2 separate regions of the Homo sapiens genome follow, and region 2 is linked to region 1. Evidence: read pairs that join two places in POLR2A ChIA-PET (ENCODE). Cell type or tissue: PC-3. All regions are shown on one strand. Links, peaks and the distances in the headings refer to the core of each region. The heading gives the core; the rest is flanking DNA. Region 1 has its middle 50 kb from the start of LINC02324. Region 2 overlaps FUT8 (fucosyltransferase 8).

Region 1 (16,983 bases), core at 3,737-11,736:
TGTGAGGCCAGGTGTGGTGGCTCATGCCTGTAATCCCACCACTTTGGGAGGCCAAGGCGGGTGGATCACCTGAGGTCAGGAGTTCGAGACCAGCCTGGCAATATAGTGAAACCCCATCTCTATTAAAAATACAAAAATTAGCTGGGTGTGGTGGTGGGCACCTGTAATCTCAGCTACTTGGGAGGCTGAGGCAGGAGAATTGCTTGAACCCGGGAGGTGGAGGTTTCAGCAAGCCAAGACCGCGCCACTGCACTCCAGCCTGAGCAGCAAGAGCAAAACTCCATCTAAAAAAAAAAAAAAAAAAAAAAAAGGAAATGGTGTGTTAGAGCCAGCTCCTACAGCTTGTGAGAGGCCGATTGTTAAATTTTCAAAAATGTTGTGAATCATTATGTTGATAGCTTGAAATTGGTCATAATGGGAGTATTTACACCATGACAATTGGGAAACACTACCAATCAGGGCTTCTCCAGGCCAGAAAGCTGGTTGCTAGTCACTTACCTGCATATGCCTGGGCAAAGAGTACCATTTACCTCACTGTTTGGGGGTTCCTTGTGGCCTTTTGAGGGGGATAATGACAACTCTGTCTGGCTTTGGCCTTCTCTCCGTGATGTCCTGATGGTAATCATCTAGGAAGTACTGAATAAATATTTTTACTTTGGAATATATTATGAGATGAAATACAGGTCACCCTTGTCTGTAGGTTTCTCTACTTTCCTTCTCCTATATCTAAATCACACAGGACAGGCTTATCTAGGATAATATCTCCTGTATACTCCATTCCTAGTCTCTCTAGACCGTATAGCAGCTAGTACAATGCCCAGGACAAAGTAGGTGCTCCAGAAATTGTTCAAGGAGGCTTAGAGAATCAATATCACCTGTTAAAATTTTATAGTTTTCCTGACTGTTGTCAGCAGAGGGCGATACAGGACTACTGATGTGCCAGTTCCAGCTCTTTACTCTCTCTTTAAGAGAGAAAAATATGAATTAATTAAGGTGAATGAAGTAGGAAGGGGCCAAACTGAATTGATGACTTTTAGATAAAGCATCAGTTTTGAAAAAGAAAATTGCAGCATTCAAATGATAATAGTAAACATCATCCTGTAGCACTTTACATATTACAAAAAGCACTTGGCCTACACAGTCTTCTTCAGTGCCTCGGACCACCCTATGCAGGTGTAAGCATCACAGTCTTCTAGGTGCATGTGTGGAGTCTGCAGTCACAGAGGAGTCGCCACTGGACAGGACTGGCCTGGCTGTAGTACATCTGTTGTACCCAGGGACGGGGAAGCCTCAGTGTGAAGGTTGCAGGGAGCCCAAAGCATCTGAGCTCCAACTGACTCTCTGACTTTGGACAGGTCACAAAACCTTCCTGTGCTTTAGGGATAATACTGGTACATGGCGTCAGGACATGGTGTGGAATGAAAAGAGAGGATGCATACAAAACACTTAATAGACTGCTTTTCAGGTAGTAAAACACTTAGGCACTGTTAGCTCTTACAACACCAGGCACCTGACCTGAGGGTGAAGGCAATGCTCAAGGTTGTGTAACTAGTAAGGACAAAGCCAGGACAGAAGTCCCACCTCCTCCAACCCAGGGTCTCTGCCTCTGACGAGGGACACCTGTCCCCAGCTGTCAGTGCTGACAAACCTTCCAGCCGTGCTAATCATGGCTGTCATTCTTACTTAAGTGCTTGAAGACTAGTTTTTAAGAAATTCCAGCCAGGTGCGGTGGCTCATGCCTGTAATCCCAGCACTTTGGGAGGCCGAGGCGGGCGGATCATGAGGTCAGGAGATCGAGACCAGCCTGGCTAACATGGTGAAACCGGGTCTCTACTAAAAATACAGAAAAATTAGCTGGGCGTGGTGGCAGATGCCTGTAGTCCCAGCTACTCGGGAGGCTGAGGCAGGAGCCTCAGGCGTGAACCCAGGAGGCGGAGCTTGCAGTGAGCTGAGATTGCACCACTGTACTCCAGCCTGGGCGACAGAGCGAGACTCTGTCTCAAAAAAAAAAAAAAAGAAATTCCTTCTTGAAATCCTGTTTATGCTATTAATTTATTTAGTGGCCAGGTGCAGTGGCGGCGGCTCATGCCTGTAATCCCAGCACTTTGGGAGGCCGAGGTGGGTGGATCACCTGAGGTCAGGAGTTCAAGGCCAGCCTGGCCAACATGGTGAAACCCCATCTCTACAAAAATACAAAAATTAGCTGGGCATGATGGCAGGTGCCTGTAATCTCAGCTACTTGGGAGGCTGAGGCAGGAGAATCACTTGAAGCCGGGAGGTGGAGGTTGCAGTGAGCTGAGATCGCACCATTGCATTCCAGCCTAGGTGGCAGAGCAAGACTCCATCTCAAAAAAAAAAAAAAAATTGTTACTAACTCATTTTTCTTAAAGAGCTGACAGTTAACTTCAGCCAAGTGCTACCCAGGGCTCATGATCTGAATCTGAGTGCTCAAAATCAAGTAGGTTTATGGTCCTGAGCATGTTAAAGCCAGCATGTTTAATAGGAGTTTAATAGGAGAGGAGTAGTAGAGATTCTGGTTCTGTTTGAGGCAGGAAGTTCACATGTAGGGCTGATATTGTCAGATTTTCTGATTTTCCAAAAGAAGCATGAAGTCCAGATTTTTTATGTGAAATATCTCACTTGATAAATCTTAACTAATTTATATTGTGTAAAAAAAGACCACAGGGACCAGATAAAACATGTTTGTAGGACACATTGCTCTGTGGCTACTAGTTAGTAACCCCTGAAAAAGCCTTAAGGTAGGATGAGGCAGGGCAGGGCAGCGTAGTTGTGGCACATGGTTTGTGTTCCCAGGGGCAACAAGAGTAATTCCATTTCAGTTTGGAGATCCTTGTCTAAAGCCAGTACATTTTGCTCAATTGATCATTATTTTTCTTTGGCTGAGTTAAGTAGCATTCTTCGCTCTTTCGCTAAAGGATCAATTCCTTGTCTCAGGAGCATTTGAAGCTTCTGGATGAGGATTAGAATGATTGAAATCTATCTGTGACCCTGTGGAGTGACTCCAGGCAAGTCTCAGATGCCTCTAACCCTCTCCATCCAAAATGCCCAATGCAGCTAGGTTTCTTTTAAGATCAGCAATGATTATTGTTTTTCTCTCTATGCAGAAACTTGCTTCAAGAAGGAGTCTCTACCTTTTAAGTGCCAGGCTAGGAGCCTCTTTATTGGACCACATTAGATCTTCCCTACAGCCCAATTTTGAATTATTATTTTTATTGCTTTCTTATTCTTTAACACTCAAAAATCTTTGGAAACATAAAAGCCTGTGATGTAGTTCATGTTGTGAGTTAAGGGAGGTACAAGAAGTGTGTCATTTCAGGTCCTCTGAGAAACACATGCCAAGATGGAATTAGGCAGAGCATAAATGCACGGGGGAGAATGTATGTGAAGGATATAGGGTGTGGGAGCAGGAGTGGTGAGGACAGCCCTCAGGCAGCAGTGCAGGCCTGGCACTTGCTGAAGGAGAGTGGAAAGGAAAGAGAGTTGGGTAGGAAGAATCTAGACTACAGCATAGCTCCAAGAAAGCCACAGCCAGGCTTATGGGAAGCCCAAGAACAGAGGAGTTGCCACTGGACAGGACTGGCCTGGCTGTAGTACATCTGTTGTGCCCAGGGAGGGGGAGGCCTCAGTGTGAAGGCTGCAGGGAGCCCAAAGGATCCATAGTGTAAGGCTGTCATCCTGCTACTCCTGGTAGCAGGTTCTCTCAAAGGGAGATCAAAGTGAGGTAGGAGGTGAGACTTTACTTTGAAGGCAGGGTTCAGATACTGGACCAAATTGGGGACTAACTAAAACAAGTCCAGGGCAGAAGCACCACCCCATAAGACACGCCCATCACTGTGCCCTGTCAGTTTACCATTACCATGGCAACACCCAGAAGTTCCCACCCCTTTCTGTGGCAATGACTTGACAACCTAGAAGTTACCACCTCTTTTCTAGAAATTTCTGCATAAACCACCCCTTAATTTGCATACAATTCAGAGCAGGCATAAAAATGAGTGCAGAACTTCCTCTGAGCTGTTACTCTGGGCCCACTGCCTATAGGGTAGCCCTGTTCTGCAAGGAGCAGTACCTCTGCTGCTCCTGTGCACTGGGCGCTTTCATCAAAGGCTGTTCAACACCATTGGCTTGCCCTTGAATTTTCTCCTCGGCAAAGCCAAGAACCTTCCTGGGCTAAGCCCCAATTTGGAGGTTCATCTGTCCTGCATCAAAAGGTGCTTTCTTGTGACCACCACAATCAGCAGGAAGGTTTTCGTGATTTCATAAATATGTGGTTATTTTTACTTATTTTTATACAATAAGAGGGAGGAGATTGTGGGGGTTCAAAGTTAGTCCTGGCTTTGTGGCTCCATCACTGTGCTGGCTGTGACCTTAGGCAAGGAGCTAAATTTCCTTATCCCTTTTGTTTATTTACTCGTTTATTTTTGTTTGTTTATTCGTTTGTTTTTTTAAGAGTCTTGCTTTGTCACCCAGGCTGGAGTGCGGTGGTGTGATCTCGACTCACTGGAACTTCTGCCTCCCAGGTTCAAGTGATTCTTGTGCCTCAGCCTCCCGAGTAGCTGGGATTACAGGCACCCATCACCACTCTTGTCTGTTAATTGAAAACAGTGAAAGTATCTCTCCCATGGAATTACTTTGAGAGTTTTGATAGAAGGTATGCAAAGTGCTTAGCACAGTGCCAGGTACCTAGCAAGTATTTTTACTTTGGAATATATTATAAGATGAGATCTAGGCTAACTATCCACTGATGATTACTTTGATTTTAGAGGGTCTTGTTTTTTGAAATGATATTGTTAAGGTGAGTCTGGTCAGTAGGCAAACTGAAATGCATGTATGGACAATGACCCCCAGCTCAGCCTGAGTCCCCCAGCAGCACTCTCCCACCAACCCTGTGAGGTAGGTTTTATTATGTTTAGTTTACAGATGAGCAAACTGAGGCCCAGAAAGATCTTGGTGATTTTGTGGAGCAAGTCATTCAGGAATGACCAGAGTATTGCATTGCATCCCCTTAGTTAATGATGGGCAGGTGACCCAGTAAGAACCAAGGAGATGTGGTGAGACTGCCCAGGGTAGCTGCGAAGATGTTGAGCTCTTTTACTAATGGTCTTGGACCAGGGAGAATGTGAGGCTGGTGATGCTGAAGCTGTCTTACCTGCACAAAGGTAAGCCTCTCTGAGAATGTGGCAGAGGCAGAAATATTTGGCCTTGAATGAGTGAATCTAATAGCCATCCAAACCCTTTCTCCTATAACTGCTCTTTTTTATTTTTTAATTTATTTTTGTTTTATTTTATTTTTAAAAAATGTTTGTGGGTATATAGTAGGTGTATATATTTATGGGGTAGATAAGATGTTTTGATACAGGCATGCAATGTGAAGTGAGCACATCATGGAGCTCTAACTACACCTGAGGAGATTGCTAGTTGTTTCAAAATACCCCTCTTCTTCATCATGTGACTAACAGAACTCCTCAAGTTTTAGCTGGGCACATGGCTACCCAAGTACTACATTTCCCAGCCACCCTTACAGCTGGTTGTGATCATGTGGTTATGTTCTGACCAATAGCATATGGGCAGAAGAGAAGTGATGAATGCAACTTATGCATTGCATCCTTAAAAGAAAGCTTCTTGCCCTTCTCTTATACCTTCTCCCTTCTTGGCTAGGATATGACAACGGAGTGACTGGTCAGACTGCAAGGAAGAGGCAGAACCCTTTCACAATCTTGGGTACGGTTTGTTCTTTGACTGTTATATGAGGCAAAACCAAACCAAACAAAAAACACTGCTTCTACTGCAGGGACCAAAAAAGCTTAAAAACGTACTTTCCCAGCCTCCTCTGTGGCTAAAGTGGCCTCATGGCACTGATGTATTCAATCAACTGGAAGCAGAGGTCAGCTGGGAACTTTGGGGATTGATTTACTTTTCTGGATAAAAAAAAAAAAAATCGGAAGTTAGCTAGCCTCTTCTTTCTGCCTTGAATGTCTAGAGCTGGACCTGTCCTCCTGTGACCCTGAAGACAGTAGAGCTGAAATGAAGAAGGAGGCTGGGTTCTTGATGACATTACTGAGCTGCTGCATAGTAACGTCATCTATGCCTATTCTGGGCTGCTTGTTGAATGAGAAAAATAAACCTCTCTCTGGACTTCTTATGTGAGAAAAACAAACCACACTTTGTTGAAGCCTCTGTTAGCTGAGTTTCATGTTATTGCAGCCCAAATGCCCAAATATCAGTGAAACTTAGTGGTGTGTCAGACAGCCCAGATGTTGATGATGTCATCTGGCCTTCTGAATACAACTGTGCCTGAGACTAAACCCAAGCCCCTGGACTTTTCAGCTATTAGAGAAAGAGTAAGTTCTCTTTCTGCTTAAGCAGTTTAGGCTGGATTTTCTGTGGCCTGGATGGAAAGACCCCTGATACAACTATGAACCAATAGCAACTAGATACATTCTGTTTTCACCTCCTCTTAGTCTCTCCCCTGATTTTACGGTTAAAAAAAAAAAAAAAAAAAGTAAAATTAGAGCAAGGAAAGAAAGAAGAAAGGAATAAAGAAGGAAGGATAAGATAAGAAACAATAGAAGACTTGAACTAAATTAAAAGAGGTTAGAGGCCAGGCACGGTGGCTCATGTCTGTAATCCCAGCACTTTGGGAGGTCGAGGCAGGTGAATCACGAGGTCGGGAGATCGAGACCATCCTGGCTAACACGGTGAAACCCCGTCTCTACTAAAAAAAAAAAAACAACACACAAAGAAATTAGCCGGGCATGGTGGTGGGCGCCTGTAGTCCCAGCTGCTCGGGAGGCTGAGGCAGGAGAATGGCATGAACCTGGGAGGTGGAGCTTGCAATGGGCCGAGATCACACCACTGCACTCCAGCCTGGGCAACAGAGCGAGACTCTGTCTCAAAAAAAAAACAACAACAACAACAACAAAAAAAAAAACAAAAGGTTAGAAGCTTTTACAGTTCCTTTGTTTGGAAACCTGGGTCCTAGTGTCCCTTGCGCAGGATGCTCGTTTCTGACTTTTGTGGCCTGCCCTTGACACCATTCGAGCATATGGATTTCAGTGGGTAGTGTGACTCAGCTTCCCATTCCCAAAACTCCAGAGCCACATTGCTGGGTCCCTTCACTCTGCTTTACTCTCCTCCCAAGACAGACGTAGCATGGGCCACGTGAATTCATCCATGTCCTGAACTAATCTGGTTGTTCTACCAGGTTACTCTTAAGTTCATGGGCCATCACCCCCTTGTACTTACTGAGCTCCAGGGTTTTCATCTCTTCTGAGAATCGACCGTTTAGTCCAATCTTAGTACAGACCAGCATTAATAGGCAATTACCACAGGGAGATAATACAGAGGGAAAAATGGCTAAAAATATACAGTGAATCACAGAAAATTACATCTCTTAAAACCTACAGTGTATTCCTATTGCCATAGCAACCCTTGGCTAGTAAAGACAGAGATGATTTATCACAGGCTTTCCCCGGAGCTCGGTTCTGCCGGAAGCACCTCCAGCCTGTGGTGAGTTCCAGCGAGGAGGGCAATGCAGACATCATACAACCGGGTTTTCTCTCCTCCATCCCTTCCAGTGGCATTTCTGCGGCAAGAAGACTTGAGTTCCTTCTATATAACCCAGGTCATCTCCCGGCCCCTTTTCTGAGATGAAAGTGGCTGTCTCTAACCTCTGACAACGCGGCGTCCTGCCGACACGATGTGAATGCCAGCGGCAGCAGTGCGCTGACTTCCAGGAGGGGGCAGTGGGGCTGGGGGACATGAGGAGGCTGTAGGTGCCAGACCGTCTGAACAAATGAGGAGAGGAGAGGAGTTCTTTCTCCTCCTGTTCCTTTTCCTCCCTACTTCTCTCTCACCTTCCCACTTCCCTGACTCTCCTCTCTACCCTGCTACTTCCTCAGTAGGTCTACTGTGAAATGGACTGGACATACATCAGGACCGGGAGAAGAGAGAGGAAGTCATGTCCTCACTTAGGAAATGAGTCTGGTCTTTAGGAAGATTATAAAATGTATGTAAATAAACATCTTGTTATTTCGTTGGAACTCTAAAATTCACTGGCATAGATGCTGTGCTTTCTCATAATGTTAAAAATTAGATTCTTGAATGCTGTTTAAACATTCATAATTTGGAGAAATAGCCTGGACCAGAGTTTTGGAGAATCCACCTTCAAAAATAACCCTAGCTGGGGGGCAGTAACATGCACCTGTAGTCCCAGCTAGTCAGGAGGCTGAGGTGGGAGGATTGCTTGAACCCAAGAGTTTGAGGCTGCAGTGAGCCATGATCACCTCTGTAAATAGCCACTCTGCACTCCAGCCTGTGCTATGTAGTAAAAGATACCCTGTTTCAATAAAAAAAAAAAAAAAAAGAAGAAGAAGAAGAAGAAGCTGGAAGGAGCTCCCATTCAAATCTTGGACAATCTGAACTTTTAAAAAATAATAATAATAATCAACTGGGCACGGTGGCTCATGCCTGTAATCCCAGCATTTTGGGAGGCCAAGGCGGGTGGATCACCTGAGGTCAGGAGTTCGAGACCAGCCTGGCCAACACGGTGAAACTCCATCTCTACTAAAAATACAAAAATTAGCTGGGCATGGTGGTGAGCACCTGTTTTCCCAGCTACTCGGGAGGCTGAGGCGGGAGAATTGCTTGAACCCAGGAAGCGGAGGCTGCAGTGAGCCGAGATCACACCACTGCACTCCAGTCTGGATGACAAAAGGGAGACTTCATCTAAAATAATAATAATAATAAATTGGATAAAATGTGAAAATCTAAGTCCATATTAATATAAGCAAATAAATAAATGGAGAAAAAGAAAAAGGCTTTCCTTAGAGTAAAATTACAACTAATATAGGTATAAGAAATGATAAAATTAGAAAATGACCATTTGGTAAACCTTAGAGTCATTAATGATTCAGGCAAGAATTATCAAGGGATGTTAAAACTAGTGGGTAAAAATTTGATGAGAAACAGTGTATTTACACAATCTCAAAGTAGATCCTCATAAAACACCTATTGATTTCAAAGAGAAAAATAATAACTTTACAGTAGAGAGGACTGATAATCCCCACCTGAATCAAATGATCAAAGTTAACATCGCAAGGGACAAATGGGACAGATTGATAGCATATATCTCCTGATGTATGTGTGCTGAAGGACATGATATCACCTCTGTGGTTTTCCTGCCAAAAAGGTACAACCGGAATCTAATTGTGAGGAAACATCAGACTAATTCAAAAGGAGGGACAGTCGATTAAATAAATGGCTTACATTCTTCAAAAATGTCAGTGTCATGAAAGACAAAGCTGAAGAACTATTCTAATTGAAGAAACCTAAAAAGACATGATATTGCTGGCCGGGCGCGGTGGCTCACGCCTGTAATCCCAGCACTTTGGGAGGCCGAGGTGGGCAGATTAAGAGGTCAGGAGATCGAGACATCCTGGCTAACACAGTGAAACCCCGTCTCTACTAAAAATACAAAAAAAAAAAAAAAAATTAGCGGGGCGTGGTGGCGGGCGCCTGTAGTCCCAGATACTCGGGAGACTGAGGCAGGAGAATGGCATGAACCCGGGAGGCAGAGCTTGAAGTGAGCCGAGATCGCGCCACTGCACTCCAGCCTGGGCGACAGAGTGAGACTCCGTCTCAAAAAAATAAAAAAAGGCCGGGCGCGGTGGCTCACACCTGTAATCCCAGCACTTTGGGAGGCCGAGGCGGGTGGCTTACGAGGTCAGGAGATCGAGACCATCCTGGCTAACACGGTGAAACCCCGTCTCTACTAAAAAAATACAAAAAATTAGCCGGGCTTAGTGGCGGGCGCCTGTAGTCCTAGCTACTTGGGAGGCTGAGGAAGGAGAATGGCGTGAACCCGGGAGGCGGAACTTGCAGCGAGCCAAGATCGCACCACTGCACTCCAGCCTGGGCGACAGAGCGAGACTCCGTCTCAAAAAAAAAAAGTCGTGACATTGTTAAGAGGTTGGATTGGATGTTGGATCAAAACATTTTTTTCTCTTTATAAAGAACATTATTTTGCTCTTATAAAGAACATTATTAGAATAACTGGTGAAATTTTACATCAGAAAGATGTATAGTTTAGATAATAGTGTTGTGTCAATATTAATTTCCCGAGTTAGATAATGTATTTGAGTTATGAAAGAGAATATTCATGTTTTTTAGGAAACATACACTCAAGTATTTAGGGATAAAGGGGGATCTTATCTGCACCTTACTCTCAAATGGTTCAGAAAACAGTCTACATAGGGAAGGAAAATCAGAAGCAGACAGGGTGAAAAGGACACAGGAATTGTCTGTACTCTTGTATTTTTCTGTGAAAAGTACTTTGTGCTTTTCTGTAAGTCTGAAATGGTTTCAAAAGAAAAAGTTCCCCATCTGCAGACTCAGAAATCCTTTTCAGTGAATTTTCTTCCCAGTCTTTTCTTTCCCTCCCTCTGATGGTATGCCTTAGTATTTCCGTCCTCACAGCTCCCTTTACAAAGCAGAATTCTGTCGAATGGGGGAGTGTGAGGAAGGGGTGTGTGTGAGTGTGTGTGGGGGGTGAGTGTGTGTGAATGTGTGAGGGTGTGTGGGGGGTGTGTGGATGTGAGAGTGTGTGTGTTATGTAAGAGTGAATTGTGAGTGTGATATGTGAGTGTAGGTTGTGTGTGTGTAAATGTGTGAGTGTGTGTGCTGAGTGTGTGGGGGTGTGATGGTATGTGAATGTGTGTGGGGTGTGTGTGTGAATTTGTGTGTGATGTGAGTTGTGAGAGTGTGTGTGAATTTGTGTGATGTCCGTGAGTTGTGTGTGATGTGTGAGTTGTATGTGATGTGTGCGTGTTGTGTGTGTGAATTGTGTGTGATTGTGTGTGAATTGTGTGAGTGTGTGATATGTGTGTGTGAAAGTCGTGAGTGTGTGTGTATGTATAGTGCAACTACTCCCTCAGGATGTCACAGAGGCAAACCATAAAGCCGGGATAAAGTCAGTTGTTACGATGCCGAATAAGGCCAGTGAATGAAGTCAGAAGCCCCTTGGTGGTTCTTTTCAGGTTTCTGTGGACAGGAGGGCGTGGTCTCGGCGGGATGCACTGACCCAGCTCAGAGAGCTGAGAGCATGTGAGAAACAAGACCGAGTTCCTAGTCTGCATGCTCGCCCGCTCTCACTGTCTCCCCCTCCCCTGCTCTCTTTCTCACACACTCCTCTCTCTTTCCTCTTCTGTCCGAGAGTGCCTTTGAATACTCTGGAACCAGGTGAAGGGGCCATTTTCTCTCTGGGACAGACATCTCTCCACAGCAGGGGGACGTTCTTCCCTGGGGCCAGAGAGCAAGGTTCAGTATGCAGAGCCCGCTAACTTTGGGTTCAGACCTTGGCAGGGTGGGGTGAGGGCAGCCTTGTGAGGTCTAATGCCTCCTCCCCCTACATTTGGTCTGGCTTGTTTAGAACCTCGTATCCAGGTCCAAGAACCTGGATACAAGTCCCAAAGCACTTACCCTAATGCCTGCACAATGGTCATGGCATGAAAAGACTCCAAAGGCAGGTTTGCCAGATGCTGCATTAAAATTCATTCCCCTACTTTCTCTAACAGCCATTCGCTTTAATTCACTCATCTCACTATCATGAGCTGCAGCGAAGCAGAAAGTGGTTCTGCTATTTTTAAATGATCCCAATGGAATGAAATAATGTCTTGATTCCTTCCCAGTGGTCTAGGGACAATCAAAGTGAAGACTAGGGGATGGGCAAGGTAGAACTCACCCTCTCTTGGAAGTGGGCATCTATCTGTCTGACTCTTAGCTTTTTAGAGCACTGGCTTTTGCTTGGAGGGAAACATAGAGAAGAAAAAAGATAGAGTCATTTTCAGTTCTGAAAAGATATTTGTCTCAATCCACCAACATCAACCAGATATGAGTTATATAAATCAAATAGGCACAGAGCTTCAGGCTAGCCTGTGACAAAGAAAATTTAAATATTTAAGAGCCAGTCATGAAGGTACCAGGAAAGGGAGATAAAAAATAAATAATTAAAATTAAAGAAAGAGCTGGTCAACCCTTATCTGATCAGCTTGGAGTTCATTTTCACTCCAAGACACTAAGTCTAAGCCCTTTTATTTTTTACATTTTATTTATTTATTTAGCGACCAAGTCTTGCTCTGTTGTCCAGGCTGGAGTGCAGTGGCGTGATCACGGCTTATTGCAGCTTTGACCTCCTGGGCTCAAGTGATCCTCCCCGCTCAGCCTCCCAAGTAGTTAAGACTATAGGTGCACACCACCACACCTGGCTAATATTTATTTATTTATTTATTTTGTAGAGATGGAGTCTCACTATGTTGCCCAGGCCAGTCTCGAACTCCTGGCCTCAAGTGATCCTCCCATCTTGGCCTCCCAAAGTGCTGGGATTACAGATGAGCCACGGAGATTGGCTAAGCCCTTCTAAAAGCCATACGCTGTTCATTCCTGTGGAGAAGGTGGACCCCATGGCTGGGGCCAAGGTTGTGTATTGATTACAGAGGATCCAACTTTCTGCTCCTCATGTGGCCCATTTGCCCACATATTAACCTCCAAATGGCTTTCCTCCAGGGATGCTATGTACAAAATAGCAGCATCTTTTGGCAATCAAGTGGGAATCAGTCAACTAATAACTAGATATTAAATGTAGACCATACTCAGTGCTTGGATAACCCTGTAAAAAATAAAAGTAGCTCTGGCCAGGTGGGGTGGCTCACGCCTGTAATCCCAGCACTTTGGGAGGCTGAGGCAGGCGGATCATGAGGTCAGGAGATCGAGAGCATCCTGGCTAACATGGTGAAACACCGTCTCTACTAAAAATACAAAAAATTAGCTGGGCATGGTGGCGGGCGCCTGTAGTCTCAGCTACTCGGGAGGCTGAGGCAGGAGAATGGCGTGAACCTGGGGGCAGAGCTTGCAGTGAGCCGAGAGCATGCCACTGCACTCCAGCCTGGGCGAGAGAGCCAGACTCCGTCTCAAAAAAAAAAAAAGAAAAAAAAAAAGTAGCTCTAAGATGGAAGTGTGTATGATGAAGAAACTCCCTGCATCATCACAGTAACTGAAACGGGGATAGCCAAGAAGGGCTCCTTCATCTGGGCTGATTCACTCAGACTTCTAGGGCCTAATGCTGTTGGAGGGATTTTAGTGTTTTTTTTCAAGGTTTCCATGTGGCAAGATAGCATTAACTCTTAGATGGAAAATGCACCGTTTTCATAGGGCAACATATACCTTATTTTCTTTTGCCATCTGAGGAAGCACATTAACAGTTTCAGAGCCAATATTTATAATTTTAGCAGAAATGTTCTCACAAAGATCTCAAAACTCCTATAACAGACTTGTGAAAGAATTACTATATTTAAGGAGTGGGAAGTCTATAAGAAGCTCCATGGCAGAGGGAGGAGTTGAGCTGAGATGTCCAAGACCCAGAGCCTTTCTCCAGTATTGTGGGTGGTGGCTGTGAGTTGGGATGGGTATCACTGTTGTCTTGTAGGGGTGAGTTTTGCCAGGGATTCTATTTTCCACATACCATCTCGGCAATGGTTTATTTTGGTGTATGCTCAGAACTTGGGCAAAATTATTGACTATAAATGGGCTTAAATCTCTCTTCTAGTCGATTGAGTGCATACTTAGGACATAGTATTTTATGACACCATTATATTCTATGTATCTTGATTATAGGAGAACGCTATAATCCTATTGTATTCATCATATTCACTGTAGTGAGTTAAAGAAGGTTTAAAATTCTTTGCCTCTCTTACTATCAAGAAGTGTGGTCTATTTTCTATTTCTTTGAAACAGACCAACTCTGACACTGGTTTTGACAAATAGAATACACTGGAGGCCAAACACAGTGGCTCACATCTGTAATCCCAGCACTTTGGGAGGCCAAGGCAGGTGGATCACTTGAGCCTAGGAGTTTGAGACCAGCCTGGCCAAAGTGGCAAAACCTTGTCTCTACAAAGAAATTTAAAAAATTAACTGGGTATGGTGGCACATGCCTATAATCCCAGCTACTTGGGAAGCTGAGGCAGGAGGATTGCTTGAGCTCAGGAGGTTGAGGCTGCAGTAACACTGTATAACTTCTAAGGCTGGGCCCTAAGATATCCGTAGCTTCCAATTTTGTCCCATTTGGGAGCAGTTGCCATATAAGAAATCTGGTTACCTTGAAACTTCTATATCATGAGAAAGCTCAACCTTACCACGTGGAGAGAGGGACCAAGTGGAGAAGTGCTGAGGTGCCAGACACGTAAGTGAAATTTTCTTAGACCTTTCTGTCTAGCCACTAGGTAAATGAAGCCTAGTAAATGACCTCAGCCAGTGGCATGAGGAACAGAATAACCACCCAACAAAGCTCTGTCCAAATTGCTGACTCAGAGAAACATAAGCAAATATGATGATTGGTTTAAGCCAGTACGTTTTGGGGCAATTTGTTAACTAGTATAACAGAAACATATCGAATCAAAGTTGATGGAATTAGTGACCCACACACCCACCCCCATTACACAGCAACAACAGGATCCAGATGGATAAAGCTTCTTTATAGTCATTCAAATAGCAAAAACCTTACTGAGCTGAGAGCAGAGCCCAGAAAAATCCCCAAATTCCAGGTGTGGTCTACATGATATTAAATGGAGATATTTTTCTGAAAGCAACTATTTTCCCTCATACCGCTTTTCTGTAGTATGTTGCATTTTTCTTTTTTATTTATTTAATTTTTTGTTTTGTTTTGAGATAGGGTCCCACTCTGTGCCACAGGCTGGAATGCAGTGGCGTAATCTGGGCTCACTGCAGCCTCAACCTCCTGGGCTCGAGCCATCCTCTGTGTCAGCCTCCCTAGTAGCTGGAACCACAGATGTGTGCCACCATGCCTGGTGAATTTTTCTATTTTTTGTAGAGACAAGGTTTTGCCATGTTGCCCAGGATGGTCTCAAACTCCTGGGCTCGAGTGATCTACCCACCTCTGCCTCCCAAAGTGCTAGGATTACAGGCGTGAGCCACCTCACCTGGTAGCTGTGTCTTTCCCACACTGGCCATTATACCTCCCTACTGTAACCCCATTCATTTATTTTATTTTTAAAACAGTCCACAGAATATCATAATAGTAACATGTGTAAACAATGTAGCTACCCGATAGTAGAAAAAAGGATAAATAATTTATAGTACATCCACTAAAAAAATCACCAACTTGAATCTCTTAAATTTAATGCTACAGAAGGGTATCTATGGGCATTGAGAGATATTCTTCTCAGGGAACCTGCCCCGATAGTCACTTAGGTTCTTTTCTATTTTCCCTAAGCGTCGGCCGGCTTGAGAAATAAAGGGACAGAGTACAAAAGAGAGAAATTTTAAAGCTGGGCATCCGGGGGAGACATCACATGTCGGTAGTTTCCGTGATGCCCCACAAGCCACAAAAACCAGCAAGTTTTTATTAGGGATTTTCAAAAGGAGAGGGAGTGTGCGAATAGGTGTGGGTCACAGACATCAAGTACTTCACAAGGTAATAGAATATCACAAGGCAAATGGAGGCAGGGCAAGATCACAGGACCACAGGACGGGGCAAAATTAAAATTGCTAATGAAGCTTCGGGCACCACTGTCATTGATAACATCTTATCAGGGGACAGGGTTTTGAGAGCAACCGGTCTGACTAAAATTTATTAGGTGGGAATTTCTTCTTCCTAATAAGCCTGGGAGCGCTGTGGGAGACTGGGGTCTATTTCACCCCTACAGCCTTGACCATAGAAGACGGGCACACCTAGGGGGGCTGTCTATAGGCCTATACCCCCAGGTGCGTATTCTCTTTCCCAGGGATGTTCCTTGCTGAGAAAAAGAATTCAGTGATATTTCTCCCATTTGCTTTTGAAAGAAGAGAAATATGGCTCTGTTCCGCCCGGCTCACCAGCGGTCAGAGTTTAAGTTTATCTCTCTTATTCCCTGAACAGTTGCTGTTATCCTGCTCTTTTTTCAAGGTGCCCAGATTTCATATTGTTTAAACACACATGCTCTACAATTTGTGCAGTTAATGCGATTATCACATGGTCCTGAGGCAATATACATCTTCCTCAGCTGACAGGATTCAGAGATTAAAGTAAAGACAGGCATAGGAAATCACAAGGGTATTGATTGGGGAAGTGATAAGTGTCCATGAAATCTTCACAATTTATGTTTAGAGACTGCAGTAAAAACAGGCATAAGAAATTATAAAAGTATTAACTTGGGGAACTAATAAATGTCCATGAAATCTTCACAATCCATGTTCTTCTGCCATGGTGTCAGCCGGTCCCTCTGTTTGGGGTCCCTGACTTCCCACAACATATTTCCAATATATGTCATGGAACAGTGTTATCCCACTTTTAAAAGTCTTATATACAGTATTCGTATATGCCTAGAAGAGGATATGATTTGTAATAAGGTAGAGAAGAATATGGGGACTCTGCATGCTCTTATTTGAGTTTCCTGAAATAAGCATGTCATAACATGCTTTTGTAATATGAAATGGTGAGAAAAGTGCTATTTAGGAGGTAGAAGTAGTGATGGAATGGAGGAAGTCTTCTCCAGGGAAGGGGAATGAGGCTGAAGCGCTGTGACTCAGAGAGAAACACCTGTGGTGTCCGGAGTTCCCCATTTGCTATTTGCCCTCCTGTGCACGGAATCTGTGACAGGCAGCCTGCCAACGACATGACCTCTGTTAATGACAGCTGAAGTCTGGGCTCGTGTAGATTCTTAAGCAGAATAGGAATCAGAGTCAGAACTGTGGTTATTAGATGAGTGGCCTTGTCAGAACTTTATCACCAAGTAGTATTTATTAAGCACTCTCTTGCTTTAATGAGTCAGGAAATAGGGTTCTCGTTCCCTTTATCATTCACAGTTGTGTTTCTCAGCAAGTGCAGGGCTCCCTTCCTAAAATGGCCCAGGACCCTTTCTCCTGAAGCCATATTACTAGGCAGAATGTTCCAGGGATGCAAAGTGTTGAGTC
Region 2 (16,983 bases), core at 2,929-10,928, 510 kb after region 1:
AAGGAGTAGAATATAGAAAAGAATTTCTTACCGCTAGTCTAGTGCTTTTCTTTCTACAATCATGATCTTTAAGATCTAAAGTTGGGCTACCTTGTTAAAATTGTGGCTTTATTGTTTTGTAATCTTGGACAAGTTACTTAACCTAGGTCTTAGTTTCCTTATCAGTAAAATGAAGAGTAATCACTTTATTGAATTGTTGGTAGATTAAATGAAATAATATATGTAATGCACTTAGTACTGATATATGAACTTATATCTAGTAATTTTTAGCTATTATGAATAGCCTTTATTCATTAAACAAATGTATAATGAGTGCCTACAGTGTGACAGATACTGAATTAAGTGATCAGGATAAATACTAAGCAAGACAGTACACATCCTCTGCACTCATATCTTGTGGGAAGTCCAACATTTTTCAAAAAACTGAGGCACTTCAGTTAATATCATTTATTGTGGGGCTAAGCACCTTTTTTCACGAGCTACAACACTAGATACGAAATAGGGAGCTATGTCATCAGCAAAGTAACTTTGGTTCCTTCATTTCTTTTGCCTCCTTTGAAAAAAAATCGGTAATATCTGACTCTTTGCAGAAGTGTCATGAAACTTAATTGAGTACTTTCTATAAAATACTTTGAGTTGCTCTGCAAGAGGTCCTGTATGGATTAAAAGTATTGTGTTTTGTCTTCTGTAGGGTGTTTTAGAAGCCTTATTTTATATATCACCCGATTTTTTATTTTTAACTCACTTCAGATTTTAAGGTGAACCTCTTTATCTAGAACCTAGTTAAGCTTTAGTTTTAAGGTTATATCTTCCACTGATCTGGTCTGTACTTTTCACGGCTAGTGCCAACAGATTAGTTATAAAGGTTAGGAAGATACTAAATTTGTCATTCAGGAAAAGAAACTCTACCAGCCCCACTATGGCTAACTTTTTTCATTTCATGGACTTAGTTCAGTTTAAACTTCCTTGATTGTGGAAATAATAGCCAGGGCCAAACTATGTTTCCCTGGTTCTAGGGGGAGACAACTTTTTGTATGGTAGTCAGAAAAGTGAAAAGTTACAGATTTATCAGGTTTAATATATAGTTTAGCCCTGCCCGTGTGCTACAAGTGGTTATTTGGTTTGTTTGATTTTTAATCCTTACTTGTACATTTTGTAGTCGGTAGTGGCAACCACAGGGTATGAAAATTTAACATGGCTTGAATTTCAAACACTCAGAATTTCTTAATGTTACAACTAAAGAGGATGTAGAAAGCATCCTTTCTTTATTCATCTGGAATCAAAGGCCTAGTTAAGGCTAAATGACTTACCCAGGGTCATACAGCTTATAAATGCCAGAACTCTGGTTAGCACATTCACTTGTACATACCCCCAGTCTAAGTCCTTATCAGTAAACTCATGCCAAACACTTTACCTCGTTACTAGCAGAATAATCTACCATCATTACTAGAAGAATGATGATTAGAGGCACAGAAACTGCCTGGAATATCTAGGAATTAAATAATTTTAATAATTTAGATACCAATCTTTTATCTGAAAAGAGATTTCTTTTAAGCTTAGAATATTTTTGTTTTTATGAAGAGTATGGCTGCCATCAATTTATCTGCTTATTTACATTATCTATATATGTGCCCTTTAGAGAAACTATTGAACATATTTCCAAGAATTAGAGGAAATAGTGAATTTTAATAAGCTCCTTGACTTTAATTCTTTAGTTAGTCATAAATCAGCTGTGTCTGTTGTCATTCTGAGTTGTACAAAAAATCTTGGGATATTTCCTTTGTCACCATTACTGTGAAATTATTATTGTTCATACATAACTTGACATGATGTCCTTGCAGATGGAATTTAGTAATTCTTGTTCAAGTCTGTCCACCAGTGCAGGAATTAGTTTGTACAGTGATCATTTCATAGCTATATCATACCTTATTATGGTTGGTGTCTATTTTTCTCCTCCATTATTTTATGTTTGTGTGTGAAACTATATCCTTTGTACCAAGTAAAATGGTTAAGTGAAGGAAAATACTAAAGGTAATGCTTCCAGTAAAAAGTAATCAAAATATTTCCCATCACCTGTACATGCCATGTCTATTCCTAATAGTTTATGTGCCCTAAGGTTGTTGATGAAATGATCAATTTAGTTTTTTACACCACAAGATGTTTCCTCAGCCTGAACTAACTACACATACTAGACCTGATTCTTCCACATAGATTGCTTGTGATAATTCAAAATGGGAATCTTGCCTTTATGTTTAATAGTTTGAAGTACCTTTCAACAATATTTATTTATTGTTTTTTGTTTTGTTTTTAGAGACAGAGTCTTGCTCTGACACCCAGGCTGGAGTGCGGGGGCATGATCCTAGCTCACTGCAGCCTCGAACTCCTGGGCTTAAGCAGTCCTCTCACTTCAGCCCCCACAGCACCTGGGACTACAGGCATGCTCCATCATGCCCAGCTAGTTATTTTATTTTTTATTAGAAATAGGGTCTCACTATATTGCCCAGGCTGATGTCAAACTCCTGGCCTCAAGCAGTCCTCCCACCTCAGCCTCCCAAAGTGCTGGGATTATAGGTGTGAGCCACTGTGCCTGGCCTCAACAATTTATAATTTGGTTTTTTAAAGGATATTGACTATTTTAGGCTATATATGATGACTAGCTTTCAAAATGCTTTTCTAGCTTATATAAACAATATTGAATAGATGATTTAGTGATAGAGAACTCCACTTAAATTCAGTTCCCCACTTCAATCTTTTTCCTTGTAAAAATTAAAAATTATTCACCTTAACAGTTAAACTACCTAGGCTGTTCTGTCTTTCCTTCTCTTGTCTTTTTCCCACTGTCTTAATAAATACATAAGTTAAACTGAATTCTTAATATGATAAATGTAATTGGAAAATTTTATTTGTAAATGAAAATAATGACTAGTAAAAAAATAATTTATAAATACGATAAAGTTTGATGCCCTGGAGGCGAGGTGCCTGGTTTAAATACATGTTTAGGTAGATGACCGTTTGGTATATCCACTTATCTAAACTGAACAGTTACCTTCTCTCCATGCCTCATTTCCAAAAGGTTTTAGTCAAAGAGTTTTATTTGACATCCTTAAGGTTTATGTGGAGGCAACCTTGAAATAAAAGTAATTCAATTAAAGTATTTGCTATTTGCTAGATACCTATGCTGTACTACATGAAGACAGACACAGTCTCTTTCGTGTAAAGGGCAGTCAAGGGGGAAAGATAGACAACTGAATAAGCAATTAAAATATGTTGTGCTAATGTGGTGGTATGGTTAAGACTACCCTGAAGCAAATATCTAATGCATATTTGGGGTTCTTTTGGAAGAAATGATTTTTAAGCTGAGACCTAAATTATGAGTAGGAGTCAACCAGGTAGGGACATGGTGGAAGAATTTTCTGTCAGTGGGCACAACATGTAAAAAGACAGGCAAGAGAACATGGAGTCACTGGGGGAACTAGTAGTAATTCATTGTAAAGCTTGAATACTGAGAGACTAGCTAATGTTTCCTTTTAAAAACAAGCATCACTTACAGGATTTCCATTTTGATGGTTGTGTATTCTTGTTCTTCACTAAAACTGACAGGTTTTAATTCGAGAGTCAAAGCTGTTTTTTTGATTTTGGTTTAGAGAGTAGACAGAGTTATAAGAAATTGATTTCAGATGACTTTTTTGTTATCTCATAACTATTAAACTGTTTATTCAAATATCTCACTCAGGTCAGAAGGAAAATCTTTAGCAAGTAGAACACAAATGAAATTATACTTTCAGTCTTTCCTTTGATACTAATATTTTAACCTTTACAAAACTACTAAGATGTCTGTTGGAATCATCTAAATATTCTAACCAAGTTGTATCCTTAATAAGGATTGACGTCAGGTAGACTAATTTATAAACTGATATTAAGCAATAATGTGATTAAGAATATATAGATATAATATACATATTAGGCTATAGATATGCATATGTTAAGTCTTTTTACAGTAGTATTTTCAGTCTTTGATAATTGTATTAATAGAAACTTAAAACAAGTACATTTACTATTTTTGATCCCTTATGCTGCAAAAAATCTTGATTTCTCTGTTTAGGGGATCTGAGGGAGAGGAAGGATATTAGACTGTGAGTCTGATCCAGTTCTGTTGTTTTTAGCTTTCTGAACTTTGTGAATTAACTTAGCTTCTGAACCTCAGTTTAGCTCTTTAAAAAACTCATGATACTCATTATCTACCTCCCTGTCCACCTGGAATATATTATTAGGTTATAACCTGCAACAACAGGAAAGTTATCCTTTTATTCTGAGATGAAAATCATGCCTTTATAAGAGCTTCATATGTAGTTTTCTGTCTAAGTTAAATGGAAAAGTTGAAAGAAATACAGAGAAGCAAGATAACTTCTGAGAATAACTTCTAGACATTCAGAATATCTCTATGCTTAATAAACCCACAATTTAATCAAAATAAAATTCTGGGCCACTCATAGAGTCTCTCCGCAGCTACCTGAAGCCTTCAGCAGTTTTAAGTATTTTTTCTATCTCAACATACCTAAGATAGAAGGTATACTCTTTCTTATGATAGTTATTCTGTGTAATTAGTGAAACTGGCTTTGTTGCAGCAAAGATCTGGTTGTGCAGGAGGCTATTTGGAGAGTGAGTTGGTACCACATATAGTTGAAAAGCTAGCTGTCTCCTCTCCAAGATTCTAGTAGGTTTCTCTGCCCTTTACCTGACTCCTTTTAGAATCATTAACCTAAACAAGTATCATTGCAGGTACATAAGGACTTTTGATTCAACTGCTATAAAACTTTTTTGTTTTACTACTTATGGGCCACAAAAGAAAGAAAGATCTTTGCTTCAGGAATTTAAAATTCCAGTTAGAATATACTTAATGTCTCAGAAGAAGTTAAGCTGCTTTTCACCATTACATCTTCTTTCATTTCCCACTTAAGGAGATAGAAGTCTATGGTATCTCATTAAAATCTAGTGGGATCATCAGGAAATACAGGAATAGGGAACTGAAGCTTTGTCCACATTGTAGCCTTGACCCTTGTGAGCCTACACTCTTACAATTACAGATATTTATTTTCGTGTTTATCCTGTAAGTGCTTCTCAGATTGAGTTGTGAGTAAACCTGGGGAAAGTGAATTAGAGATTTGCAACCTACCAGGATAAAACATGGTACATTTTCTTGGACTATTAATTTTATTTACTGGTAGGTAAGCTAAATCATTTTCAAATAATAAAACAAGATCTGTAATGGTATAAAATGAAAATTTGATCAAACTCCAGCCCATTGATTGAGGCCAGACTTCATATTCTCAGTAGCATGAATTTACCTTCCTCTGCTGTTAGGAGCATTTTGGTGGAAAATTTTAAGAAACACCATTCTATGAGTTTTTTAGCTGTTTATTTCACCTTGACAGAGACTCCATATGGGAGCAAAGCAGCAAGGTACTTCTAGGTTATTTACCTTCTAGGTTATTTACACAGTGCCAAGCGTTTGACCAGAGCACATTAGATGTAATAAGAGAGGCCGGGCGCGGTGGCTCACGCCTGTAATCCCAGTACTTTGGGAGGCCGAGGTGGGCGGATTACCAGAGGTCAGAAGTTCAAGACCAGACTGGCCAACATGGTGAAACCCCATTTCTACTAAAAATACAAAAAAAAAAAATCAGCCTGGCGTGGTGATGGGCACCTGTAATCCCAGCTACTCAGGAGGCTGAGAGGGAAGAATCACTTGAACCTGAGAGGCGGAGCTTGCAGTGAGCCGAGATCGCGCCACTGCACTCCAGCCTGAGCGAGAGAGCAAGACTCTGTTTCAAAAAAAATAAATAAACAAAAAATAAATGTAATAAACAAAACCTGTCTCCCCAGATCCCCATCCAAATTTCAAAACATTACCCTTCTAGCTATGTGAAGCACTTTTATTAAACTGTAGATTTTGTTTTGAAAAAATAGTCTATTACCAAGAATGAATCTTTTAAGCAATTTATTCTCCCCTTTTTAGAAAAGGTTCTGGCAGAATGAGTTCAGAGATAAAAGGACGTGTGACTTAGGAAAAAGCAATACGTATTTAGCATCCACCTCACTATGGAGTGTAAACTATTTCATTGGAAAAGTTTCTGAAAAATCTCCTAAAGTCTATTTAGGACCTATCCAAGGTTGTTAGAGCTAGAGATAGAATCCAGGTGTTCTTAATTTCCTGTGGGGTGTCTGGGCCACATAGCCTTGATAACTGTCTCAGAAATTATCAGTGTTTTTATAAATACTGATATACCTATTATGATAGATGTATTCCTTAAAGATTTGGCATAAATTATTACAAATTGAGTCGTGTTTGAAACATTCCAGCGGAGCTAGATTACAAAGTAAATAATCTTTTTTCTAATAGGAGCTAGTAGTCGGTCCCCTGAGTCACCCCCCACCCCTCCTTCCTTCTTCCTTCCCTCCTTCCCTTCCTTTCTTCCTTTTGTAAGTATTTGGGTTTTTCTGTTTTCCTCAGACATACTTATGTGAATCTTTGAGTCTCAGTCACAGTTGACCTTCAACTCAAACACCAAAGTATAGAAAAAGAAGATTGCAATCTTTCAGTAGCATTTTGATAACAGAGTCTTGTTTGCTTAAAACATGTGGATCACGTTAGAGTGATTCTACAAACAAGATAATTGTTGACATTTTGAAGAAAGTAAAGAATGCATCCTGTCCCTTTTGGTTAGTTTTATATGCCAGAGCTCTGAGTATGATGTGAATCTGTAATTTCTTTGTCTCCCTTCCCCAGGATTATATAAATTGTAGGCTAATTTCATGGAATAGGAAATAATAAAGTCCGTGATCTTTAGTGGAGTTATACATATTTTTTTCCCTCCAAAAGGTTGTTACTCAGTAAGAAAGTTCTATAGTGGTTTATACATCAGTTCCATTGGAAAGAAAGACATATTTGTGTGTGTGTGTGTGTGTGTGTGTGTGTGTGTGTGTGCGCGCGCGCATGCGCGCGCACGTATGTGTGTGCGCATGTGTGTTTTTAAGTAATAGACTTTATTACTCATGCATTTTTGTTGCCTTAGCAGAAGGTCAAAAGCAGATTACAGAATCATAAACCTTCTTAGATGATACTTTGGTATCAGGCTTCTTTCTTTTGTTTTGCTTCCCCAAATACAAAGATCAAAAATATTCTTAGCAGTTATTGAAAATAATTAGAGTTGAGTCTTCCACCTCTTCCTAAAGAGGTCCTCCTTTTGATTCAATTTAAGTTTAGTCTCCTATTATAAGTAGCCATTAAACTTAATGCAGGTTATATTCTCTGGAAGCAAGAAATTGCAACTAGTGATACTATAAGTCATACTGATTTTCCCAAAAGATATATTACAATTAGAGTTATCATTTTTGTTCAGATTTTGATATCCAACTTTACTTTTGAAAAAGTACAACTGCCAGCAAATACTGTATTAGGTATAAATAATGGGCACATTTATATTTATAATGTTTTTAATTATAAAGTTTCTTTAAAAAAAATGGATCAGTACCATAAACAGGGAAGTACACTAGTCATTCAGTAAAAATTTGAATGTTTCTAGATGCCATGGGAAATATAAAGATGACTCTTCAGGAACTTGTCATTGAGTATCATGAGACCCATACATCTGTAAATGTAAAAAAGGTAGTGTCATAAGAGAGGTATAAGGTCCTGTGGGCCACCAGAGAATAGAAAAACTGTTTCTGGCTAAAGCAATCAGAGACTTCACTAGATCCATGAGCTGGGCTCTTAGAGAATGAAGAACATCATTTACCAGGACAGATCAGTGTCATTGATTTGGAGTCAGAAGTTATTAGCTGTGTTACTTTGGGTAGTGTCCCTTAACCTCCCTGTTCTGTGTACCTTACAGAGTTGTTATGAGCATTCAGAGTGATAATATATTTGACAGTGGTTTATATATTCTAAATCACCATATGTTATTATTACCACTTTAGTTTTATGGGAACAAAGCAAAATAACAATAATAGCATGATTGGGTTATAGAGTTTCAGCAGGGCTTCTTTTAACTTTAACAGCCAACATTAATGAAACTCAGAGCTACTTGATGGCTTTTTGTGTAGCCATCCTCCCAAAGAGAGCCAGCTTTGGCTCCCTAGCTCCCCTAGCCCACATGAGGATCATTCTCCACTTCTGTTGGGTTTTATTTAGGTTGCCCTGTAAAAATCTCAGTGTCTAGGCTGACTAAACATCAAAAATATGCTCCTAATCAAGGAGCTGACCAGTTTCTCTTAGTTTCTGGGACAGGGTTGCCTTCTTAGCTAGAGCCATCGCTGACCCCAGTCAGAGAGCTCTCCTGACAAAACAGTCTTCAGATAGTCTTTTTAAGGTCTCCAAGTTGATAGGATGATGGCTGGGAGTAAAGGGGGGTACTAGGAATAAACCATTTTGTCTTGGAGCTCTAATATGTATATAATACTAAGAGAAGCAAAAATAGGCCCCTGTGAAGCCTCTACTCTGTGGGAGCTAACGCTTAGGAATCTGAACATACCCCAGGTAGGAATTTCCACGTAAATTTTACCTAAAAGTAGAAAGGGTTTTTTCATTTAAAAGTCTTTTTTTCTAAACACTGCAATGGAATTGTACAAATCCTAAGGATCTGAATATTAGAAATAAATACATAACAGTGAGGGCCTTTGACTGAGAAAACATCCCTTTGGTATCTCTCTATTGACTGGAAGGAGCTACATAATGCCAGACCAGCAGAGATTATGTAAGCAACCAAAAACGTAGTATTGAAGCACTGCAGCATGATCCTTTCCTCTCTAGGTTTTGGGTCTTGTATATTATATTTGAAGCTATTATTTAGTGCATCTAGGTTCTGGCTAGGAATGAACTGGAACATTTCAGTGGGATTTTAAGGCATGGTGAAAAAAGTAGTTGATGAAAGAGTAAATCACCGTGTTTTTCTTTCTTTGCTGCCACTGCCCATCTTGCTGTGTTCACTGAAATCAAGTGTAGGAGTTGGGGAGTAGGTTAAATACCTGCCTCTGCTGCTACATCTGGCAAATCTTGATCCATATAATTTAGAATTAATAATAGGACATTGGCAAAAATAGGCATTATACTGTATGTTCCTCTTTTCTAGATTAGATCCAGTACCAACCATGGGGCCACCCAAATTGAGACATTAGAATCTATACAGCAATCTTTCTGCATTCTTTGGAAATATAATACCTAGATTGAATTCAGAATATGTTATCTACATTTTAAAAGTTATATGGTGTCTCTATTTCAGAGGGAAGATTAATATTTTATGGCCTGTCATAAATGACCATCTTAGAGGCACCCATTTGTTTTATGTATGCATTAATAATGGAAATTGAGTTCATTCAACTATTGTAATTTTTGTACATCTGTATCATGATTTATATATTGCCTCATTGATGAGCATGTAAATTATTTCAAGTTTTTGCCATTATAAACAGTGACATAGTATCTTTATGCATATCTCTTTGTGCATATATATTAATTTTCCTAGGGCAGTGCTTACAAACTGTATCACATTATACTATATGTAAAAATTATTTTTACTGCCCATATTATCACCTGGGGGATGGTGGCAAAGCTACAGAGGTCTCTGACAGTGTGTCACATATAAAATCTTATGCTCTAAAAAAGGGCTTGACAAACTATGGTCCTCAGACCAAATTTAGCCCCCTACCTATTTTTGTAAATATGGTTTCATTAGAATATATTCATGCCCATTTGTTAGTGTGTTGTCTATGGCTGCTTTTACACTACAGTGACAGAGTTAAATGGTTCCAACAGAGGAACCATTGTATATGGCCCACTGTATTAGTCAGGGTTCTTCAGACAAACTGAACCAATAGGATATATAGTGAGATAGAGCCTGAAAGATGTATTATAAGGTCAGTACCTTATAATTAGCTCACACAGTTATCAAGTCTGAGAAGTTCCACGATCTGCCATCTGCAAGCTGGAGACCCAGGAAAGCCAGTAGTGTATTATAGTTGAAAGGCCAGACAGAGAGCTAGAGGGCTGATGGTGTAATGATTCCAGTTCAAGCCTGAAGGCCTGAGAACCAGGAGTGCCAGTGGCAGAAGACAGATGACCTAAAGATATTCTCTTATGTTTTCTTCCAGAAACTTTATAGTTTTAGCTTTTGCATTTATGTCTATGATCTCTCTAGTGTTAATTTTCATGTGTCACATAAGATAAGGGTTAAGACCATTGTTTTCCGTATTTTTATTCATTTGTTCTAGCCTTATCTGTTGAAAACTTTTCCCATTTGAATTGCCTTGGTCCCTTTTGTCTAAAATCAATCAGTAATATATGGATCTATTTCTGGTTTCTCCATCCTGTTCAGCTGCTCTATTTGTGTCTATCCTTACACTTTAAATTTTTATCAGCCATCAGATATTTCACAGCATGTTGATTAGAAAGCTGTACATATGCCTAGAAGTGGTATTGTTAGGTCATATGAAAGTATACGTTTCTTTAACTTGCCTACATATGCCTAATCCCTCTATGGAAAAATTATTTCAGTATCTCCTCTGCTCTCAGAATCCTTCTCTTTTTAATCTGTCTTCCACAGTGCCATCAGAATGATATTTTCGAAACCAAATATGACTTTCTCTCCTAAGGCCTTCCATGGCTGCTTAGTGTATAGAAACTCCTTGCTTAGAATATAGGATATAAGCTCCTTCACATAAACAGCCTGCTTTTCAAAATGTGCCCTGCACTCCATAATTCACTAGTCCACCTACAAATGTATTCCTTGAAAGTTTTGTGTACTTTTACTGATATACTGGGAACATGTAATTCTTCCTCTCTAGAGAATATCTTTCCTCCACTTCATCCCATGAAATCCTATTTATCTTTTAGTATCATTCCCTTTGTGATATTTCCCTCCAATTGTCCCCATGTTTTCACTGTATTTAAACAGTTCATGTTTCTTTGAGTATACTGTGAGTTCTTTAAGAAGCTTGTCCTATTTATTTTTGTTTCCTCATTGCCTAATACTACTGGCCAATACTTGTTACTCAGTTTTTTTAAATTAAATTGTCTATGATAAGCAGAATGGTCCTTGAAAAATTTTAATCTCCTTCTGAATCTATCAAATAAAGAAAATACCACCTTACCTATGTTATTCAAAGGTTTCTGGTGAAGAGCAAATGAAGTAATAGGCATGGAAATGTTTGAAGAATGTTTTAAAAATGTGATGGCCTTATTGTTGTTTATAACAAAATTTCACTAGAATTAATCCTCTTGGTTTCTTACAAGCTTTATTATGGTGGAACTTTGCCTTCATATATTTGCATTGGTTAAAATTATCCTAATATTAAAAGACTTTAAAGATTTTTATTTCTAATGTTTCCAGTAAAACTGAAAATAACTTAGTTAAAAAATATTTTTGCATTTAAAACTATAGAAAATAAGGCATTTTCTTTATAAAATCTCAGTTGTATGTGTGTATGTGAGTGTCTTTTTGGATATCTTTGATTCAGTGAATATACTGAGTACTGCTCAGTTCAGGCACTATGATCGTGATCACATTACAGTAATAGCTAATATTTAGTGAACCATACTACGTTACTGTGCTAAGAACATCACATATAATCTAATTTAATATTCACAATAACCCTTATTATCCACATTTTATATAGGTAAGTAACTTGCCAGAGGTAGTACAGCCGCTGATACAGAAACCCAGTCTGACTTCAAAACCTGACCTTTAAATATTGTGCTCAGGGATCAGCAAACTATAACACCCACAGCCTGGTTTTGTAAGGCCTGCCATATTTTCAACAGGTTGTTTTAAAAAAAAGATGTGACAGAGACATATGTGGCCTGCAAAGCATAAAATATTTACTATCTGGCCCTTTACAGAAAGTGTTTGCCAGCCTAAAGATGGTTAAAGAGAGTCCCTGTAACTCTGGAAGCTCCCAATCCAAATAGGAAATAAACACAAACATTTTAAAAGTCTGCCTCAAGAGGCAAAATGTGGTTAGTGATGTTATTATAAAGATTTAAACAAGAATCCCAAGGGGGCCAGGTGTGGTGGCTCACGCTTATAATCCCAACACTTTGGGAGGTTGATGCAGGAGGATCGCTTCAGACTGGGAGTTTGAGACCAGCTCATCAACATAGTGAGACCTGGTCTCTTAAAAATAAAATTTTTTTTAAATTAGCTGGGCATGGTGGCACATGCCTGTAGTCCCAGCTACTTGGGAAGCTGAGGTAGGATTGCATGAGCCCAGGAGTCCAAAGCTACAGTGAACTAGGATCATGCCATTGCACTCCAGCCTGGGCAACAGAGCAAGACCATGTCTCAGAAAAAAAAAAAGGAACCCCAAGGGATTGGAGGTTGTAGTCATTCCAGCCAGAAAACTTAGAAGAAATGGCATTTGAACTGGTTTTGAAAAAGTTGTAAAGTGACCAGACATCTTAGGTATAGAAATCTGCACACCCGGAGTACTTGGCAGGTGATGATAAAAATACTTGCCCATGACATGCCAAGATACCAGAACTCCTGGGCATTATTTTTCCTTCTACCTCTTATTTGCTGAATTATGTAGAAGAGTGCATCAAAACATCTGCTTCTTAGTTTAGCCTTTAGTCAGTTGTGAATAAAAAATTGGTTCTGATAGTTATCTTGTATTTTTCAAGTGAATCAAAAACAAATCTGATAGAGGGTGCTTCAGTGCAAGTTATTTTTTAAGCTGTAAAAATGTGAAAATGGTAGTGCTTTAGTTAAATAAACCTTGCATTTTGTATTCAGTCTTAGCTGTCATTGGATTGGCAAAACTGAAAACCAATGTTTACATTCACAGTAATTGCAATTTTTTTTTTTTTTTTTGATACGGAGTTTTACTCTTGTCACCTAGGCTGGAGTGCAGTGGCACCATCTCGGCTCACTGCAACCTCCACCTCCCAGGTTCAAGCGATTCTCCTGCCTCAGCCTCTTGAGTAGCTGGAATTACAGGCGCCCACCATCATGCCTGGCTAATTTTTTGTATTTTTAATATAGATGGGGTTTCACTATGTTGGCCAGGCTGGTCTCGAACTCCTGACCTCGTGATCCGCCCGCCTGGGCCTCCTAAAGTGCTGGGATTACAGGCGTGAGCCACCACTCCTGGCCAGGTTTCTTATTTTTAGGAATTCAGCATGTAATTTTATAATGCATTTGCATTAATTTGGGAGAAAAAATGAAACCATGCTTTTGAAGAATATTGGCAAAAGTTGTCAAGTTAAGATAGAATTGCTTGTTAGGAAACTTTTTAATTGAATTGAGGAAATGACACAAGATTGGCATTGTTATTACTCAACCCTTGATTGTAAACAGTGCCAAAAATATAATAACACTGCCATGAAAGATTTATATTTTGTAAATAAAGCACACAGAAAAATATTAAACTACATTGGGAGATGCATTTTCTGCCAACATAATTAAGAATATTACAGTTAAATAATCAAATATTTGGATATTGAGGAATTTTATTCTCAAAGAGAAAAAAGGATACTTTATGTGGATTGAAAAATATTCCAGACACCAAAAATAAAAGCAGAGGAGGCATAAAGATTCCCTGATTTTACAGTTTGTGTAGAATAGCATCCATTGTATGAATAATGAATATTATGTCTATATTCATGACATTTTTTTAAAATCTGATAATAGCTTCAAGCTGTTTCTTTTTCTGAATATCATTAATATTAATATATAATCATTAAACTAATTAATGTGTATGTGGGCAAATCACTGTTCCCTATTCTATTGTGGATATATAATTGAAATTAAATGTTTCTCATTTGAATAAGTGAAATCTCTTCTTTGAACATTTTTCTTAGCCTGAAAAGAATATATATTAATGATAAGTAGCAACTTTGGTTTCTTTGTTATACGTTGGTGCAGATATTTTGGTTGGCATTGATTTTATATTAAAAATATATATATATTTTATCGCATTTTCAGTTTGATAAAAAGACTTCTACTATAATAACTATAATATACCCTTAAATATTTATCAGTACATATTCCTCTGTATTTTAGTAGTGGAATTATCTATGTAATTGAGTGAAAACAGGAGTAACCACAGATGCATAAAAAAACACATCTGTAAATTATTGCATTTGCCATCTTTTATTAAAGACTGCCTTGCAATTCTGTTTCACGGAAATGAATTACCAGTAGGTCTTTAGAGTATGCTAAGATGACGAAAAGGGAAGAAGGAATTCTTCTCAAAAGATTTGAATGTAGTCTTTGAGTTGTAGCTAAAGAATAGTCTGAACCCTCTATCTACTCATGTCATTCTTTAAAAATAGTGGAAAGAAATGGTTCCAAAAGCTATATTTTGAAGCTATTATCTGTTGTCAAGGGCAAACTAGCATTTTAAAGCTATTGCTTTGATATGGTTTAGCTTTGTGTCCCCACCCAAACCTCATCTTGAATTATAACCCCGAGGTGTTAAGGGAAGAACCTGATGGAAGGTGATTGAATCATGGGGGCAGTTTCCCCCATGCTGTTCTTGGTGAGTTCTCACACACTTCGTAAGCATCTGGCATTTCCCCTGCTCTCACTTCTCTCACCTGCCACCATGTAAGACTTGCCTGTTTTGCCTTCCACCATGATTGTAAGTTTCCTGAGGCCTCCCCAGCCATGTGAAACTGTGAGTCAATTAAACCTCTTTTCTTTATAAATTACCTAGTCTCGGGTATGTCTTCATAGCAGCGTGAAAATGGACTAATACATGCATTTTGGTAAAACAGTATGTTATTATCCAGTTTCATGTTTAATTAGTTTAATTTAAATTAATCAAATGCCATTTTGTATTAGGGGCCACAGGTAAGAGAAACTCACAGAAAAGGATTGTTGAATTTGTGGATTTTTAAAGGCCATTGCTGTCTCCTTTCCTGCCTCCTCTCTATATTTAGGCTAGTGACTACCAGAAAGAAATAGGAAGATAAAAGCTCACACTTAAAACAAACAAACAAACGAACAAACTTATTTTACAGTCTTTTATCAATGGAGTATGAGACAGCATATTTTTGCAAAGTACCGCTCCATTTCCTAATTCAAAAAGGAGATTTGGACACAGTTTTCCCTGGCAGCACTGAAATAAGAATTTGCTTTCTCTCAGTGGCCGTATAAAACAGTGAGAATAATGCAGTCAACTCTCTAAATTAATTTAAAGAAATATAATTGTAGATAGTTTGAAATGGTAAATATTCAAAAAATTAATTTTCCTTCACTTTGGACAGTTGTATGCCATGCTATTGTAGGTTAACCCTATTACCAGAAAGGGGGTCCCAATCCAGACCCCAAGAGAGGGTTCTTGGATCTCACACGAGAATTTGGGGCAAGTCCATAGAGTAAAGTGAAAGCAAGTTTATTAGTAAAGTAAAGGAATAAAGAATGGCTACTCCATACGCAGAGCAGCCCTGAGGGCTGCTGGTTGCCCATTTTTATGATTATTTCTTGTTACATGCTAAACAGAAGGTAAATTATTCATGAATTTTCTGGGAAAGGGGTGGGCAATTCACGGAACTGAGGGTTCCTTCCCATTTTAGACCATATAGGGTAACTTCATGATGTTGCCATGGCATTTGTAAACTGTCAGTGATGCTGGTGGTAGTGCCTCTTAGCATGCTAATGTATTATAATTAGCATATAATGAGCAGTGAGGATGACCAGAGGTCACTTTCCTCACCATCTTGGTTTTGATGGGTTTTGGCTGGCTTCTTTATGCAAGTTGTTTTATCAGCAAGACCTGTATCTTGTGCTGACCTTCTGTCTTATACTGTGATTTAGAATACCTGACCTCCTGGGAATGCAGCCCAGTAGGTCTTAGCCTCATTTTACCCAGCCCCTATTCAAGTTGGAGTTGCTCTGGTTCAGATGCCTCTGACAACTCCAGAGTAGAGAAGTGGTGAACAGAGGCCACAGAAATGATGAGCAGTCTACCTACCATGTGGAGAAGACACCTCAGAAATGGAGAGATTTTATATTTTTGTTGCATGATGGTAAACAGCTGTAACCACCAGCTTGGCCTTTTTGGCAGCTGGCTTTATTTAGCATTTTAAGCTTTAAGTTTGCCTCTGGTGCCTGGAATTGTTCAATTAAAATTTTAAATTTATTCTTATCATCCTCTAACACAAAGCTTACTTATACAATACCAAATCTAGCCTGAGACACTTGTTCTTGAATCGATTCTTTTTTAAATAATAAGTTCAGTATGAAATAAATCTCTGCTGAAATGAAAGAAAGCACCCATTATCATGGAACTGTGGTTCCTGAAAGCTACTTAGGTAGGTTAATAGTTGAGGCCTATTAATGGATATGCCATATTATTACATTAAAGCCATTCTCAATGAAGGATTAAAGTTGTTAGTTTTAAGAGTTGTTTTTGTTTTGTTAAGAACAGTTTGTACAATGATTGATTTTTGTCAAAGAATTGAAAATGCCATCTAATACAGGTAGGGAGAGGAGGTTGATTGTCAGTTTGATTTAAGTCTTAAAAGTTCATCAATTAGCAAAGAACAAGAAACTGTTTTTTTAAGAGGGCAAATTTTATGTATCTGTTTACCATGAAAGAGAACTTAAGAGAAGCTGTATTTCCACTTTTATCAAATTAGAACCTTTATGTCAATATTAACCAGAAAATCCTTAGTTACAAACTTGAAAACATCTATACTTAAGGACAGTTGTTCTGTTCATTCAAACAGAACAAGTTTCTTCCCAGGTTGAGAAGTCTTAGGTAACCTGTGACTCATGCTTTAATTTTAAACTACTTCTTCATATGGCCTTTCAGTTGAACTAAAAAGGCCTTAGATTTAGTAGAATGGACTCTTTGTGTTTCTAATTTGTGATAAGTTTGGCCTTTGTTAGTTGGTTAGAGGTTTCCTTGAATCATTCCAGGACTAGCCCTCTCTTTAGTCAAAGAGAAAACCTTTTCCCATCCTTAATAATTTTACCAGTTACT

What was found. ChIA-PET counts read pairs that join two places held together with the same protein. Peaks named below come from ENCODE experiments on the same cell type or tissue, not always from the same donor. Only the 100,000 strongest peaks of a DNase experiment are listed, where the experiment ranks them.
Region 2: POLR2A ChIA-PET joins it to region 1 with 5 read pairs; 1 of 35 experiments calls an interaction of 5 or more read pairs at or near these places.

What each region holds. Positions count from the first base shown.
Region 1 is chr14:65,163,390-65,180,372 of GRCh38, forward strand. No RefSeq gene overlaps it. Among named protein-coding and RNA genes, the nearest start is that of LINC02324, 50 kb to the right of the region's middle. RefSeq lists enhancers at 5,858-5,957, 7,521-7,580, 7,601-7,770, 16,390-16,589, 16,660-16,749 and a silencer at 10,982-11,276. In PC-3, for the core only: a CTCF peak has its summit at 7,734 (motif pointing right); DNase peaks (open chromatin) are centred at 7,482 and 7,742; H3K4me3 peaks cover 1,218 bases; H3K27ac peaks cover 1,228 bases.
Region 2 is chr14:65,670,168-65,687,150 of GRCh38, forward strand. All of the region lies in intron 7 of FUT8 (fucosyltransferase 8), which reads left to right. Among named protein-coding and RNA genes, the nearest start is that of MIR625, 210 kb to the left of the region's middle. In PC-3, for the core only: no CTCF peak of the experiment used is centred there; no DNase peak of the experiment used is centred there; H3K4me3 peaks cover 636 bases; H3K27ac peaks cover 613 bases.